2 separate regions of the Homo sapiens genome follow, and region 2 is linked to region 1. Evidence: chromatin loops called from intact Hi-C (ENCODE). Cell type or tissue: heart right ventricle. All regions are shown on one strand.

The links. Hi-C counts contacts between places; a loop is a spot of excess contacts. Peaks named below come from ENCODE experiments on the same cell type or tissue, not always from the same donor. Only the 100,000 strongest peaks of a DNase experiment are listed, where the experiment ranks them.
Region 2: a loop joins it to region 1, with 2.4 times the contacts of the local background. A loop is called at or near these places in 3 of 110 quality-filtered maps.

Annotation. Positions count from the first base shown.
Region 1 is chr19:18,436,424-18,444,423 of GRCh38, forward strand. ISYNA1 (inositol-3-phosphate synthase 1) reads right to left here and starts at 1,710. Exons shown (of 11, transcript NM_016368.5): 1 at 1,670-1,710; 2 at 1,437-1,565; 3 at 1,176-1,337; 4 at 550-682; 5 at 261-454; 6 at 1-56. The coding sequence starts at 1,556. It overlaps ELL (elongation factor for RNA polymerase II), which reads right to left. Exons shown (of 12, transcript NM_006532.4): 12 at 6,240-8,000. RefSeq lists enhancers at 1-7, 935-1,922, 1,923-2,909, 4,255-4,374, 4,535-4,594 and silencers at 948-1,087, 1,568-1,787, 5,388-5,437. In heart right ventricle, CTCF peaks have their summits at 901 and 4,157 (motif pointing right); DNase peaks (open chromatin) are centred at 49, 798, 1,668, 2,433 and 1 weaker place; H3K4me3 peaks cover 2,348 bases; H3K27ac peaks cover 3,356 bases.
Region 2 is chr19:18,645,980-18,653,979 of GRCh38, forward strand. The region is part of intron 1 of KLHL26 (kelch like family member 26); the gene reads left to right. Among named protein-coding and RNA genes, the nearest start is that of KLHL26, 13 kb to the left of the region's middle. RefSeq lists enhancers at 2,115-2,925, 2,926-3,736, 5,407-5,994. In heart right ventricle, no CTCF peak of the experiment used is centred here; DNase peaks (open chromatin) are centred at 3,116, 3,812, 4,232 and 4,792; H3K4me3 peaks cover 2,208 bases; H3K27ac peaks cover 4,966 bases.

The sequences.
Region 1 (8,000 bases):
TTGTCCAGCCCCGCGCTAGACCGGAAGTCTCGGATGTCCCTGCGGATCTGCTCCAGCTGTGGGTTGGATGGTGAGGGTGTGGGGAGGATGGAGAGGGTGTAGGGAAGTTGGTTGTACATACTCTCGGACTCACAGAGGCCTGGGCTACTCAGTTCCCCGGGTGTCAAGTGAGGCCTGGATTCGCGGGGTGGGGCAAAAAGAGGGAACCAAGTGGCGAAGAACAGGTGGCAGGAAGCAAGGGATGCGGGATGGGACAGCACCTGCTGCGCACGCGAGCCTGGGATGAGGTTGTCCGCGCGCGCGCTCTGGTTGGCCGCGATGAATTCGGGGATGTAAACAGAAGGCCGGGGCCGCAGGGCCTCCATGTGCGGCCACAGTTGCTCCTGCAGCCCCCAGTCCAGCACCTTCGCGCGCCGCATCGCCTCGGCCAGGTTCAGCGACGAGATGTCCCAGCCTGGGGGGACCCTCACACTCGGCCCTGCCCGGATCCTGGGCCCCTCCAGACCCCATCTCCCATCCCGCCCCACCCCGGCCCAGGGCTCCGCCCACCATCGAACACGAGGTCGTTGGGCGCCACCATGGGCAGCACCGCGCTGAAGGGTACGAACACCTCCTGGCCCTCGGCGTCCAGGCCCAGGCTCACGGTGCCCGCCTGAGTCAGCGAGCCGTAGTAGTTGGCCTCCTGGGGGTCAGCAGACACGGCGAGGTGACGGGTGGGAGTGGTGAAAGGGCCGCGACCCGGCCTGGGCCCCACCTAGACTCTCAAGCCCCGCCCCACTTTCGGGCATTTTTCAGTTCCAGGCTCACAGCCAGGACGGAAGCCGCTGCCCCCAGGCCCCTCCCCTGAGACCTCCGGCACCTTAAGCTCCGCCCCTGTAAGACTCCCGAGGAGTCCCCGCTACCTCGCGAAACCCTTCCACGGGGTCCGCCTGCAGCCAGGCCCCGCCCCCTGCAAGCCCTCCCGCCCCACAGAGCTTCGCCCCCTGCAGGTCCCTCGCCCACTACAGGCCTCCAGACCCGGGCAGGTCCCTCGCCCCTGCAGCCCCTCGCCCCGCGGAACCCCACCCCCTACAGCCCCCCTGGTCCCGCAGAGCCCCGCCCCCTGCAGGCTCCCGCCCCCGCCCGCAAGGACTCCCACCAAGCCTCCCTACCCACCACGCCCCTCCCGCCCCCACCTTGCGGCCGCTGCGCGTGGGCCAGGACAAACGCAGTCGATTGGCCAGCACCGCGGCGGTGAGTGTGGAGCCGTTGTTCCCGCCCCAGCCGACAAGCATGACCCCGAGCCGGGGCACCTGCCGGGCGGTCCGGAAGGTGAAGCGCGTGGACGTGGGGTGCACCTGAAGACAGGCCGCGCAGTGAATCCCGGGTCCCGTGCCCTTCTCCCCGAGCCGCCCCGCTCTCCCCAGCACGCCTCCTTCCTCAGCCCCCTGGTCCACCTTGAGAACGCCACCCTCGCGGCTGACGCGCGTCGTCCGGTACTCGTATTGCGCCTCGATGGCCTCGGGGCCGTAGACCACGTCCGGGCTCTCGACGAAGAACTGGGCGGCGGCCTCCATCGCGGCGGGCTGGGGGCCCGGGGTGAGCAGGGGGTCAGCGGGGACTCTAAGCGGCCGGGGCCAAGCCAGCCTGGGTCCCCACGGAGGCCGTCCCTGCCCCGAACCGCACTCACCGGCGCAGAGTCGACTCAGGCAGCGGCGGCGGACAGCGCGGGCTCTCGGGCGCGCGACCTCCGGAGAAAAGCGCTGCGGCCCCTCCCCCGCCCCGCCCCCTTCCCCGCCTCTCCCGCGCTGGGAGGGAGGGGCCCAACGTCTGGAGACCCGGTTCGAGGCCCGACAACCCAGAGCCACCGTGGCCATCGGGTCCCCGCCTGGCGGAAGTGGCCAGGCGTCCACGAGCGCGGCGCGTATAGGTTCACCTCGCTCGCTCCGCAGCCCCCAGGGGCTCATGGCTGCCTATCCCCCCTTTACAAGAGGACAATGAGGCTACACATGAGCCCAGCCACAAGCCAGGGGGTGGAGCTGGGCAGGGAAGCTGGGCCTCCGGGGGGGTAGGTAGGGGGTCTGGGTCAGAGACACTGCAGGGGAAACAGGCAGAGGACCAGAACTCCAAAGCCAGAATCTCCTCGGAGCCACACTGCCACCTACTCCCCCTTCGTGGGCAGCAGCACCTACCAGGCAGTCCCATCCCCTGGCTCCCCATGTCCGCCCCCATCCATCTCGGGGGACAAAGTCACTCTGTCCCCACGGGGCTCACAAGGATGGGGCCTGTTTGGCCTGTTTCCCCACCTGCAGCAGGAGGGCTTGGCAGGAGTGGGCCGGAGCGGGAGGCTGTTCGCTGGAAAGGGGAGGGGACGCACAGGCGGGCAGGGCCGAGGCAGGGGAGGAATGAGGCCTGCACTGCAGGGCGCCCCCCTCATGCGCGCTGATAAGGGAGCGTGGGAACCCAGCGGGCAGGCCGGGGCAGCTCCCCCAGGAACTTTCCAAAACAAGCGCCTGGAGGCCGGAAAGTTTCCACCACTGGAGCTGGCCCAAAAGGTGGATAGTTGGGAACGTTTGCAAGAGACAGGGCCTGACCTTGGAGGATGAGGGCTTAAGACTCTGGGTCCAGGCCTCACCCTGAAGGGGCCCCAGTCTGAGGGAGTTGGAAGTGGACTGGGACACCCCCGCCCCAGTGGGTGGGAACTCACAGGCAGGGCCCCTGCAAGACAGGCTCCCCAGATGAGGGGGCTGCTGGCAAGGGTTTTGAGACATGAAGAGGAGTTCACTGAAAGAAAACTACAGGCCAAGCCACCTGAGCCACCCAGACAGGGCAGATGAAAAATTGGCTACGTGGGAGGCAGTTTGGGGTCTTGGGCAGACCCTGAGGGCTGGGGATAGGGAGTGTGAAAGAGTATTTGGTGTTTGTTCCTGGTTCTTGGTTAGACATTGAGCTCAATCACCAGTGGCCAACGATTTAATCAATCACATATATGCAAATGAGACAGTTGGGGCTCAGAACACAGAAACTCCCCTCAGCCTCAAGTTATGGGGCCTTGGCCTGCCCCGCGCTTTGAGCAGGGCATCGGAAAGCTCAGAATCGAGTCTCTCCGACCTTCTCCTGCCCTCCTGCCTCTAGCCCCTTTCTCCCCTGGAAACCATAGAAACCAGAATTCCTCTTCCCCAAGGCAGGTCAGAGACACTGGAGCCCTTCTCCCCTTAAAACAAAAAAAAAGCCACAAAGCCGGCAAAGGTCACTCTCTGCCTGCTCCCTTGAAGACCCTCATTCCGGGAGGGTCCTGCCCATACCCTGGAGGAAGGAATGCTACCCAGAGTCTAGGAAGTCTGGGCAGGCTGGCCCCCCTCCCCCACCCAGTCTGCTCCCTTTAAGATCTACAGTGTTTCAACACATTGATACACATTCTTCATAGAACCTAAGCCGAAAAATAGGCAGTCAGCCAGGCACGGTGGCTCATGCCTGTAATCCTAGCACTTTGGGAGGTCAAAGCGGGCGCATCGCTTGAGCCCAGGAGTTTGAGACCAGCCTGGGCAACACGGGGAAACCCCGTCTCAATACAAACAAACAAACAAAAAATAGCCGGGCTTGGTGGCGCACACCTGTAGTCCAGCTGCGTGGGAGGCTGAGGTGGGAGGATCACCTAAGCTCAGGAGGTGTAGGCTGCAGTGAGCCATGATTGTACCACTGCACTCCAGCCTGGGCAACAGAGTAATACCCTGTCTCAAAAAAAAAATGGGGTTTAGGGGAAAATATGGAGGGGCTGGGAGGGTGGCATGCCTGGAAAAGGCATGGAAGCTTCACGGCCCGCCCATACCTTGCCCTGTGCGCCTCCTCCATTTGGCTGTGAGCATTTTCCGGAGTTCTGTGAGCTGTTCCAGCAATTATCAAACCTGAAGTGGGGTCATGGGAACTCGCAATTTATTAGCCTGCTTGCCAGAAGTATAGGTGGCATCTGACACAGGTGCAGCCCTGTGGGACTGACCCCCATAACTTGTGGAGTCCGATACCATCTCTGGGAATGGAACTGTTGGACATCCTGTAGGTACTGGAGGATCAGAGAATCGGGGAGTTTGTGCCTCGAGGCGACACGTGATTCAGGAACCTGTGTAGTTGAGAGACATGAGGAAGGTCCCAAGACCCAGCCCCGGGGAGCCTGTGTTCACAGGGCCACCTGTAGAGGGTGCCGGAGGATGGGAGCTGGCACAGGGCAGCTGGAGGGAATCGGCATAGAGGCTGGGCTGCTTCCACTCCCAGCAGTTGACAAGGCCGAAGGAGGGGGTTTGGCCCCTACAGTCAGGCCTGGGTGTGCTGAAGTCGGTGGTGAGATGCACTGTTATTCCCCAGCAAAGTGTGGGCTCCCTGAAGGCAGGGATGAGGCTGAGTCACTGCTGTGTTGCAGAGCCCAGGTGGAGCTTGGTACAGGAGGGGGCTGCAGGAACAGGGGTGCCCGTTGAAAGAGGACAATTGGGGCCCCTGGCAGGTGGCAGGAGAGGGTTTAACAGCTCTGAGCCCCTCTCTACCAGGGTGCCCAGGTCATGAGGGTGGGAAGGCTCTCCTGAATATCCGGGGCACTAGACTGATGGCATCCATGGCTCAGGAAGGTCAGGGGACTGACTGTGGCCTCTGCAGGCTGCGGGGGTGATGGCCAGAGTATTGCTGGGCAGTTGGCTTAGGGCTGGCGTTGGAGGGCCGGGGGAGGCAGGACCGTGAGCTGCAGGAGGTTGGTGTTGGCCCTGGGATGTTGGGACAGAGATGTTATCCTGGGAGAACAGCGTGGCCAGGCTATGCTGGGAGCAGGGTACACGCTGCCCCACTGGGCTGCATGACTTCCCCTCCCGCGCCCCTCAGATTCCTGGGTGGCCTTAGAACTTGGGCCAAGGCCACGGACGGGCAGGGAGGCCAGGCCCCCCCCACAGCTGCAGGCCCAGGACCTTTGCCCACGGTCCTATTCTTCGGTGTTATCGCTTACTAAATGCACCCCTTCTTGTCCTTGGCTGGCAGGTTGAGTGTTATGTTCTCCATGGCCCCTGGCTCGTTCCACCTGCACCACCGCCGCTCCCGTCAGGCCTTTTCCCCATCCCCACTAGTGGCACAGGGGATGCCCCTGCCCCAGTGTGGGAAGAACAGGTAATATTACCGTTACCTGCTGCTGCTTTCATCAGAGGGAGACAGTCACAGCTGGTTTCCCCCACCCCCAGCCCCACTCCTGTAGCCTTTGGTGCCACAGGGGGCCAAGGAATCCCAATGCTGGGTTCAGCCCACCCTATCCACACCAGAGGGTACTGCTGTGCTCACACACCTGCTATGGCTCCCTATCCCTCCGCCCTGACCCAGCCTGCCCCCACCCCCGCGCTCCCCGTCACCTACAGGGCCCTCTGATTTGGTCCTTTCTCAGGCAACGGCTCAGGTAGGCTGCAAACTCTGCCTTCTTATCTGGTCCCAGCCAGAGCCCCTGAACAACCCTTTCTCATCATTATGGCGGCCCCAGGTCACATCACCTCCTGATGCCAGCCCACCCCCAACCACAGGACAGGGACAGCCACCACAGAAACCAGGCTGTGACACACCCACACACTACACACACACCCACACCCCAACACACACCACACACCCAACACACACACCCCCAACACACACCACACCCTCACACCACACACACACCTACACACCCCAACACACACCACACACCACCCAACACACACCACACCCTCACACCCCAACACACACCACACATCCGGTCAACACACACCAACACACACCACACCCACACCAACACACCCCAACACACACCACACCCACACACCCCAACACACACCCACCCTCAACACATCCCCAACACACCACACACACCCCACACCACACACCCCAACACACACCACACCCTCATACCACACACCCAGATACACCACATCCACACACCACACCCCAACACACACCCACATCCCAACACATACCACATCCCAACAAACACCACATCCTCACCACACACATCCCCAACACACACCACACACCCCACACCCCAACACACACCACACACAACACACCCACACATACAACACACACACCCTAACACATCACACACACTACACACCCACACACAACATCCAACACACACCGACACAGATATACTACACACCCACACACCCCAACACACACCACACACACATACACACCATACACCACACACACAGATACACCAACACCCACACACCACACACACCAGCCAGGCAGCCTGGGCTGCCAGGTTCAGTTCAGTGAAATTTATTGGAGAATGAAAAAAGTCAGCATTCACCTGTTTAGTGTACAAAAAGGACACTAGATCTTTTAAGAAAATATCAGGAAACTGAAGACGCAGATAGATGCCTTTCAATTGTAACATTTTGGCAAAAGTGGAAAGTTCTTGTAAACACCAACCCCATGGCTCAAAATAGTTTTTCTCCACAGTACAACATTAAAAGAAAAAAAAATAGTATCAATAAGTTAGACCATATTTAATCAGCTAGAACTTTGTCCACCAACCCCCAAAACACAAAACTTTTCTTAGCTTCATAATTCCTTAAAAGGAGAACAAATAAACAACAAAAACAACAACAACAACAAAAAGGCAAATTCAACTGACAGCCCCTTGGACTGGTTCCCAGGGCAGAGGGGCGGGCAGTCCCGGGCTGGGACCTCCTGAAATCATCCCACCTCACCGGTGTCTGCAGGGCTGCCTGCGGGCGACACAGCAAGGTCCAGCTGACTCTGGAGGCCTCCTGGAGCCTGCTCGGCCCTTCCCCGGCCCGGCCCGGCCCAAAGAGAAAAACAACAACAGCTATTGAAACATGAAGGATCAGTTTCCTCGGAGCTCTGGGAACCCGGGGGTCCCAAAGGAGAGAGACTCTCGGGCAGGGGTGGGATACACTGTGGGCCCTCCACAGTCAGCTCTTTGGAAGCTGTCAGGAGGCACCCCTCCACCCCCCAGTTTAGAAAAATAGACATCTGTATTTTTGCATTTCTGTTCTCCCTGCCTGACTGCTGATGGCAGCAGTGACCCCCATGTGATCCCTGGGCCCTGAGTCACAGCCGCCATCCACCCCCCACCACCTTTCCAAGTCATGGCTTCATTCAGCCCTAAATGGGAACACACGCCTCAGACCCCACCATGCCCTGGGGGGTCCCCACATACGCACACTCACACACCCACACTTGCGTGGCCCCCCGATGCTTTGGGGGACACTAGACTAGGCACAGCAACAGAGCAGCAATTGGGGTGTCTGCAGAGCCTGCACCCCCAGAGCAGGCAGACCCATCCTCCTGGCTCCCCAGCTCTGCCCATGGGTCCCTGGGGCCTCCCTGACCCCATGGCGCCCAGCCCTCCATCAGCCCCTCCCTGAGTGCAAACCTTGGCGGTGGCTCTGCTAAGACGACCCCAGGACCCACAAGTGGACAGAGGGACGGAGGGAGGCCAGCAGCATCGAGACCACAAGGTCTCAACAGTGTGGAATGAGCAGCAGCAGCAACAAATGGGAAACCGAGGACATCGCAAAGAAAAGTCTGACGCCGCTGCGGCCGAGTCTCAACTTGGAGCACAGAAACACAGTGGCCCCCGACAGCTGAGGGCCTGAAATAGCAGGGCAGGCCTGGGGGCGCTGAAAGCCCTCTGCCCCCTTGGCTCTGAGCAGCTGTCTGGGGGCACCAGCTGGAGTTCTCAAAATAGCCACCTGGGCCACCCTGTTTGCTTGCTGGAGCAGAGACCCTGCCCAAGGAGGAGAGGCTGGGGAAAGGGGTGCCTAAACGTAGAGCCAGAGACCAGCAGAGGCCACCTGCCCATTCCCCACGCCCTCAGAACGCAGCTGCACCTTTCGACGACCTCTGTAATACTGCAGGCAGGACCCAGGGCAGCGGCTAGACCCTGGGTGTCCGAGGAGAGGGAGGCACAGGTTTAGAAAAAAGATTTTGCTTCTCTTTTGTACAAAAATAGACTCAAGTCTCATTAGCAGTAGCTAAAAGTGGCTGTCTTTGTA
Region 2 (8,000 bases), 210 kb after region 1:
GATCATCTCCACCAAGCCCAGAGGCCTTGGAAGGGTCCAGCCCCCCAGCTCCTGCTAGGAAGACTTAGGGGAAGAGGTGGCTTCCCAAGGAGGTTCTTGCTACTTTGGGGAAGTTCTCATTCCTTTGGCCTCTTGCCCCTTTCTTTTTTATTATTATTAATTTTTTTTGACGTCACTCTGAGCTCAGGCTGGAGTGCAGTGGCATGATTTTGGCTCACTGCAACCTCCGCCTTCTGGGTTCAAGTGATTCTCCTGCCTCAGCCTCCCAAGTAGCTGGGACTACAGGCGCCCACTACCATGCCTGGCTAGTTTTTGTATTTTTAGGAGAGATGGGGTTTCATCATGTTGGCCAGGCTGGTCTCGAACTCCTGACCTCAGGTGATCCACCTGCCTTGGCCTCCCAAAGTGCTGGGATTACAGGCATGAGCCAGTGCGCCCGGCCTCATGCCCCTTTCAGAAGGAGGATTTTGACCCTTCCAAGACGTGGACTCAAGTCCTTCTCCTGGAAAATGTGGTCAGATATGGCGGCATGAGGTGTCTCATCATACCCATGGGTGACTGTGGCTCCCTCTTTATGGGTTGTGGCTGTGACAGATTCCTCATCTGGGAAATGGGGCTCCAGGCCCACCAGGTGGGGGGTGTCTGGGAGGAAACGAGTGGGGAGAGGTCACATGTACCTCATCAGTGTTACTGTGGCAGTGCTGACGCCCATGATGGGGACACTGCCATCCTTCTGCCCGCCATGCCCGCATGGGCCTTGAGGGGATCGTCAATGCCAGCAAGCCTTGATGTGGCGTGCGTGTGTCAGGCAGGGAAAGGAGAGGGTGAACTTGAGCCATTGGGAAGACAGTAGTGCCATGACTTGGGCCGTAAGAGGGACAGCAGCAGGGGCAGCGAGAGAGTAGAGCACGTCCAGCGTGAGCTGGAGAGGGCAGGTTCCGCCAGGAGTAGGCCTGGGAGCAGGAGCTCGGCAGGGCGGGGGCAGGGGCGGCGGGGGGTGGCGCGTCTCAGCAGGGATGGGGGCAGGTGGAACTGGGCCAGCCCAAGAAGGGCACTGGCCCACAGGCCGAGCCACATCCAGGCCACTCGATCTGCCCCTCACAGCTGAGCCCCTTCTCTGGGAAGGAGGCCACCCTCTCCTCCCCTCCTTGTCGGCAGGTCCCAAGAGCTCTGGGAGTGGAATTGCTCTGAAAGCACTCACTTCAACCTGAATCGTGCAGTGCGATCGTCACAGCTGGACTGTTTCCACCTGGTAGCTGTGACCCCCGGGACGGCCTCCTTGTCGTTGTCCGTAGTTACCGGGGAAGAAAGGCTTTATTACCCTCCGCCATAATCGCACCATCTCCAGGGAGCCCCTGCGAATGTCATCCCACCTCCCCCACGGCGATTACTTTTTATCTCACCCACCTCTCCTCAGACACTGTAAAAGGGAGGCTTTCTCCTCACTCCAGCCCTTTGGTTTTTTCCTTTTTCTGATATTTGTGTGTGTGTGTGTGTCTTACCCTTTGGTTTTAGGGAATGTTTTAGATTTGGTGTTAAGAGGCCCTGGAGGAGGAAGAGAGGAGGAGGAGGAAGAGTGGAGGAAGAGGAGGAGGAGATGAGAGGGAGGAGGAGGAAGAGGAGGAGGAGAAAAAGAGGAGGAAGAGGAGGAGGAAGAGAGGAGGAGGAGGAAAGAGAGAGGAGGAGAAAAAGAACAGGAGAATGGGGAGGGAGAGAGGAGGATGAGGGGGAAGGACACAGATAGAAATAATTCAGCGACTTGGGGCCTTGGATCCTGGAAGAAGGGGGTGGGATCTACTGAAGGCAAGGGGTGACTGGGCAGCATGTGTCCCGGCATCCCCAGCTCTTTGCTCTGTGGACAGGATTTGTTAGACACATTTCTCTGCCTTTGTGCAGGTGCCACAGTCTCCTGTGTCCACCCCATGCCTGGTGCTGGACATGAAGGGTCCATGGGACAGATGGACCCTGCCCATGGGGCGCATACATGCCAGCAGGAGTTAGAGAACGTCGTGCGGTCATTTCCGGGCTGGCTGGGCCAGGGGGCCAGGGCAGGGTTTGGGTGAGCGGCATATCAGTCAGCCTCCTGTTTTGAAAGGATCCCTCTGTAGGCCGGGTGTGGTGGCTCACACCTGTATTCCCAGCACATTGGGAGGCCAAGGCGGGTAGATCACTTGAGGTCAGGAGTTCGAGACCAGCCTGGGCAACATAGTGAGATCCAGTCTCTACTAAAAATACACAAAACTAGCTGGGCGCAGTGGCGGGTGCTTGTAGTCCCAGCTGCTCTGGAGGCTGAGGCACGAGAGTCGATTGAACCCAGGAGCCGAGATTGCACCACTGCACTCCAGCCTGGGCGACAAAGTGAGACTCTGTCTCAAAAAAGAAAGGATCCCTCTGGCAAGAGACAAGGGACCCTCGGCCAAGGTGGGCCCTGGAGGGATGGAGAGGCACACGCAGGCTTGGGGATGCCTGGAGGTTGAGCTTGTGCTGACTGATAGTGGTGGCCAGTTTCTGCCCTCCCCACCGGGCAGGCTGAAGGTCAGGGTTGTCCTTGGTCCCGCGCGGCTGCACTGCCTGCAACAAGCAGCAGACTTGGAGGCGCCACCTGGCCTAGGGGATTCGCAGCCCTTCCTGTGTTCCAGAAAAGCCCTTCATGCCTCTCCTTGCTCAGGGTTCGTGCCACTTGGAGCTCCCACAGTCCTTGAGGGCTTCAGGTCTTCCCACCAGCAGGTCCCAGTCCTGGGAATGTCCCTCCTCCTGAGAGAAGGCCTCAGTCTGGCTGCAGCTGCCCAGGAGGTCCTCAGGTAGCATCTCTTGTGGGTTCCACCTTCGAGCCACAGCCTGGAGCCAGCTCCTCCTGCTCTCTCCTCCCCATCCCAGCTCAGAGCCACTCCTGGCTCTTCCCCTTCTGGGCATCATCCCCAACTCCAGCCAGCGGGACCCTCCTAAGGCAGGAATCAGACCACCTCACTCCCCTGCCGGCCACCTGCCAGTGGCTCCCTCACTCTCAGAACAAAATCTACTTCTTGATGTGACCCGCTGGGCCCCTGAGCTTCCGCAGCTCTGACGGCTCTGCTGGGCTCTGAAGCACGCTCACTGGAATGTCCTGTCCCAGTGATTTGCACGGCTCAAGTGTTGTCTCCTCGGGGCCTGGCCACTGTGTCCACCGTGGCGCCACTGCTCGCCCTGTCGTCATGGTACATTCTCTGCTTGAGGACCCATGTCCCTGTAGAATGTACGTTCCCCAAGGGCAGGGCTTTATCAGATCTTTTTACAGTGGTGGTCCTGGCGCTGGCACAGCTACTGGCACGGGATGGATGCTTTTGAGTGTAGATCCAGTGAGTACCCCACCCCGAACAGTCTTCGATGCATACCAGAGGGGAAGCCTCCTGGCATAGCTCTGCATGCCCAGGCTGGCCGAGGGTCATCCGCCTCTTCCTCTTCACTTCATTGAACCAGCAGGGTGTGGGCGGAGAAGCAGAAATTCACAGGCATGTTGTCAGTAAACCAGCCCTGTTACCTGTTACAGAGCCCAGGGCACCATACCGTTTTGCGTGTGCTGTCTTTAGTGAGTGAGCAAAACCTCAGCCCTGCATGTTAAAGCAAAGGCGGCAAACGACAGCCGCTCTCTCCCTGTCCAGCTGTCTGAAGTGGAAGTGGGGGCCAAGCCCGCTGGGTTCCCGCTGCCGGCAGCCCCGCCCTCCTCCTCTGGTAGCCGCTCTGCAGCTGTGCGGACCAGCTCTCTTAACACTTGTTAACCCCAGCCTCCAGTCCCTTCCTGCCCCCCACCCCGCCCCTTCCACATGTCTCTCCGGAGAGGGCCGCACAGAATTCACAGGACTCGTCTCCAACGGCTGCGCCAGCAATTCCCTAGCATTCCTCCTCTGCAGAGTGGATTTTGGTGCATGTCCAGCGTGATTTCAGACCCCTCACTGCGCAGCGGAGTGCCTGATCGCTCTGTGTGCACCACCACGGTGCACACTGAAAATATTGTGATCTGGGAGGAAGTAACCAGCACCTTGGGGGAATCACAGACCTTTCCTGCGAGGGCAAGGGCTTCCGGAATTGAACAGGCTGGGCCTGGAGGAGATCTTGAGGGGTGGACCTTCAGGCTTGTAAAGGCCTGGAGGGGGGTCACCCGAGGATCGAGGCCGAAGATGTTTACTGACGCCACAACTGTGAAATTCCACAGGGGTCAAAGACGGACCCGGGCGGGAGCGGTCTGGGCTGGATATCCGGAGAGTTCTGCTCTCCACGGGATGTTAGAATTTGAGGCAGTCTGCCTAAGGAGGCAGAGCAGAGAGGCATGTGATCACCCAGATCGTCTGAGAGCGGGACATTTTCCCGGAGCGGGGTGGAAGGAGTGTCAAGGTGACTGTGAGATGACAGACACGTAGGGGAGCCCCACAGAGGACCCCCAAGACACCCTCTCTGTTGCCATCAGCCTGAGTCATCCTCTATCTGAAAAACTTCCAGGACTGAAGTTCGAGTTGGAAGCACGCGTTCTCCTTGGTGAAGTCCGTCCTGTCCCAGGAGGGCTGCGCTAGGTCTCTCCTCTGGCTCCCCCTCCTCGGGTCCTCGTGGCTCTCTGTCGTGTGAAGCGGGGGGTCAGGAGCGCACAAATGTTTATACTCCACGTGAGTCACTTGCACAGATGACGGGTGATGTTTTCCTCGCCAAGGCTGATGGCACCGGGCCCCTTTGCCGTTCCAGCCTCAGTCACGCCTCCAGTCTGTTAGCATTTAGAGTTGCTGAACTTTCGCATTGGTCAGGGGCGCGGGCAGCTTGCTGACCTTTTCTGGGAGTCGTGGCGGACGGAGTGGAGCCGTCTGTCTCGTCACAGACAGGCGGGGCTGCGGCTGGGGATGGCCGCCGCCCACTCGCCCTCAGAATGGCCCTCAGCGGGGCTTCCTGACCCCTCAGCCCCGGTAGGAAGCTGGTGTGCACTGCAGGGAGAGGCGGCAGCTGGAAAAGTGTTAAGGCCACAGTGGTTTTTCCAGAGGCTCGTCTGGAATGCCGTGGCTGGATCTGAGCCTCCTGACATCCGAGGCCCCTCTTGGTGGGGAGAGCCAGAAACCCAAGATACTGCCGTCAGTTAAAGACTCGAAGTTCACATTTTAAAAAGTGCAAGGAGACACCCGGTTTTAGGTACGTTGGGGTGCAAGGTCTGAAGGCTGGAATCTGTGGCTCCCTTCTTTCAGCTCTGTCATCCCTCTTGTCTGGGTGCTGCCCACCTGGTAGAAAGGGGACCTCACCTTGCCACTCCACTAGCCTGCCAACACCACCAGGAAGGCGACCCTTCATCCTGGTGGCTCCAGTAAAAATCCCAGGGAAGGCTCTGATTGGATCAGAAGGGCCAAGTCCCCATCCCAGGATGAATCCCTATGGCCAGGGGCCCTGGAGCCTCTGTCCAGTCTGTGTCACATCCATATTTTCAGCCCAGCAATGGGATCTGCCTGATCTCCACCACTGGGGCTGAGCATAGAGAAGAGGAGGTTCCAGAGGAGAACAGGGGGCCCTTATGAGAAGAGGGGAGGGATGGTAAACACCCCAAAAATGAAGATATTCATGACAGACCCCCTCTGATGCTGAAATTTGTGTTGTCTTTGGAAGGTGCTGGGCTAAGCTGTGGAGTGCCTGCATCTGGCCTGGCTCTGCTGGGGATGAGCAGTGCCATGTGGCAGCCCCGTCCCTTCTGGGGCTTCAACACCTGTCCTGCCAGTGGAGGCAGTGGGGTGGGCTGCCTTGCAGCACGTTACCACCCCGACATGCTAGAATTCAGCAGTGCTAGAATTTCACTGGGTTTCCAAGCGGTGCTCTGGAGCTGTGCAGTCATGTACCTACTTGCCTGAACTGTGGAGTGAAGGGATTTGCTCATTCAAGTGGTCCCTGCTGCCGGCCCAATGCAGTGGGACCAAGTCGGGGGATGGGCTGTGGCAGAAGCAGTCTCACCTCAGTGGGAGGGAATGGGAAAGGGAAGCCTCAGGCCGAGACCTGCCCACTCGTCAGCCCTGGATGGGGACCCAGCTGGGCCATGAGGGTGAGGAAAGCCATGGCAGAGAAGGCTCTGGGGTGGAGGCAGCAGAGGTGCTGAGTGCAGAAATGCTGGTGGGCTCAGGAGTGTGGTGGAGGGAGAAGGGTCTGAGGGCAAGAGGGTTGGCCACTCAGCACAGAGCACAACATGAGCAAAGGTCCAGAGACAGGATGTGCAGGAGAGTCCCACTGAGGGCTTCGCGGTGGATCCTGAAGGATCACATACACTAGGACTCGGGCCAGGAGGTCTTGTGGGGAGGAACAAGCAGTGAGCTAAGATAAGAGTTGGGCTCCAGCAGGCCAGGTGCGGTGGCTCCCGCCTGTAATCCCAGCACTTTGGGAGGCCGAGGCGGGCAGATCACCTGAGGCCGAGAGTTCGAGACCAGCCTGGTCAATGTGATGAAACCTCGTCTCTATTAAAAATACAAAAATTAGCTAGGTGTGGTAGTGGGCGCCTATAGTCCCAGCTACTCAGGAGGCTGAGGCAGGAGAATTACTTGAACCTGGGAGGTGGAGGTTGCAGAGAGCTGAGATCACACCACTGCACTCCAGCCTGAGTGACAGAGCCAGACTCCATCTCAAAAAAAAAAAAAAAAAAAGAGTTGGGCTCCAGCCCAGTGCTGCCACCTGGGAGCCATCCACCTGCCACCTCACTCATTCACTCACCCTCAAACCCCACCTCCCTGGCCAGCAGCAAGCTCTCTGCCTCCACAGCACCCCTCCCATCCTGGCTTGTACCTGGACCACAGTGTTGGGGCGTCCCCATCAGAACAGCCTCCACGAACCAAGGGAGCACCCACTTTGTATAAGGCCATCAACTGGGGTGGTGCAGTTCTGGTTCCTGGCTCCGTTGTCGGCAGGCAGCCTAGAAAAGGGGCACGGCTATCATCCCATTTTACAGATGGGGAAGTTGAGGCACAGAGAGGTTCAGGGGCTCATCCAAGGCCACACAGTAAACAAGAGGCAGAGGGACACTAGGTATGGCCAGCAGAGACCTTCTTTGGCCAGTGCACAGGTGCTTTTTGGCCTTTTCATGGTCCCAAGTGGGTGGGTCCTATGATCATCACCATGATGCAGATGGGGAGACTGAGGCTCAGAGGGCTGAGACTGCTCACCAAGGCTCTGCCTGAGCCTGGAGGATGCATGTGGAGCTAAACAGCAGGAAGAGCAAGACAGGGGCTCTTCAGGGCCGGCCCAGCACAAAGATGTGGATTTATCTGTCCATCTATCCACCCACCCTTCATCCACCATTCATCTATCTGCCACCCACTCACTCCTTCTTACCCACCTGTTCACACCTATGTCCACCAGTTCACCCACCCACCTGACCATCCATACCTCCACCTGTCCATCCACCCCACCACCCACCCACCCATCCGCCCACCCACCCACCTGCCCCTATCCACCCATCTTTTCATCAGTCCACCCTTCCATCCACCCACCCATCCACCTGCCCTTCCATCCACCCACCTACCCATGCCACCCACCCTTCCATCTACCCACCCACCCATCCATCCACCCATCCACCCACCCTTCCATCAGTCTACCCTTCCATGCACCCACCCATCCACCCTACCATCTACCCACCTAGGCACCCACCCACCCTTCACCCACCCACCCATCCATCCACCCGTCCACCCACCCTTCCATCAGTCCACACTTCCATCCACCCACCCACCCACCCTTCCATCTACCCACCTGCCCACCCACCCACCCACCCTTCCATCTACCCACCCACCCACCCATCCATCCGCCCTTCCATCAGTCCACCCTTCCATCCACCCACCCACCCTTCCATCTACCCACCTACCCACCCACCCACACACCCACCCTTTCATCTACCCACCCACCTATCCATGCACCCATCCACCCACCCTTCCATCAGTCCACCCTTCCATCCACTCACCATCCACCTGCCCTTCCATCCACCCACCTGTCCACCCACCCACCCATCCATCCACCCATCCACC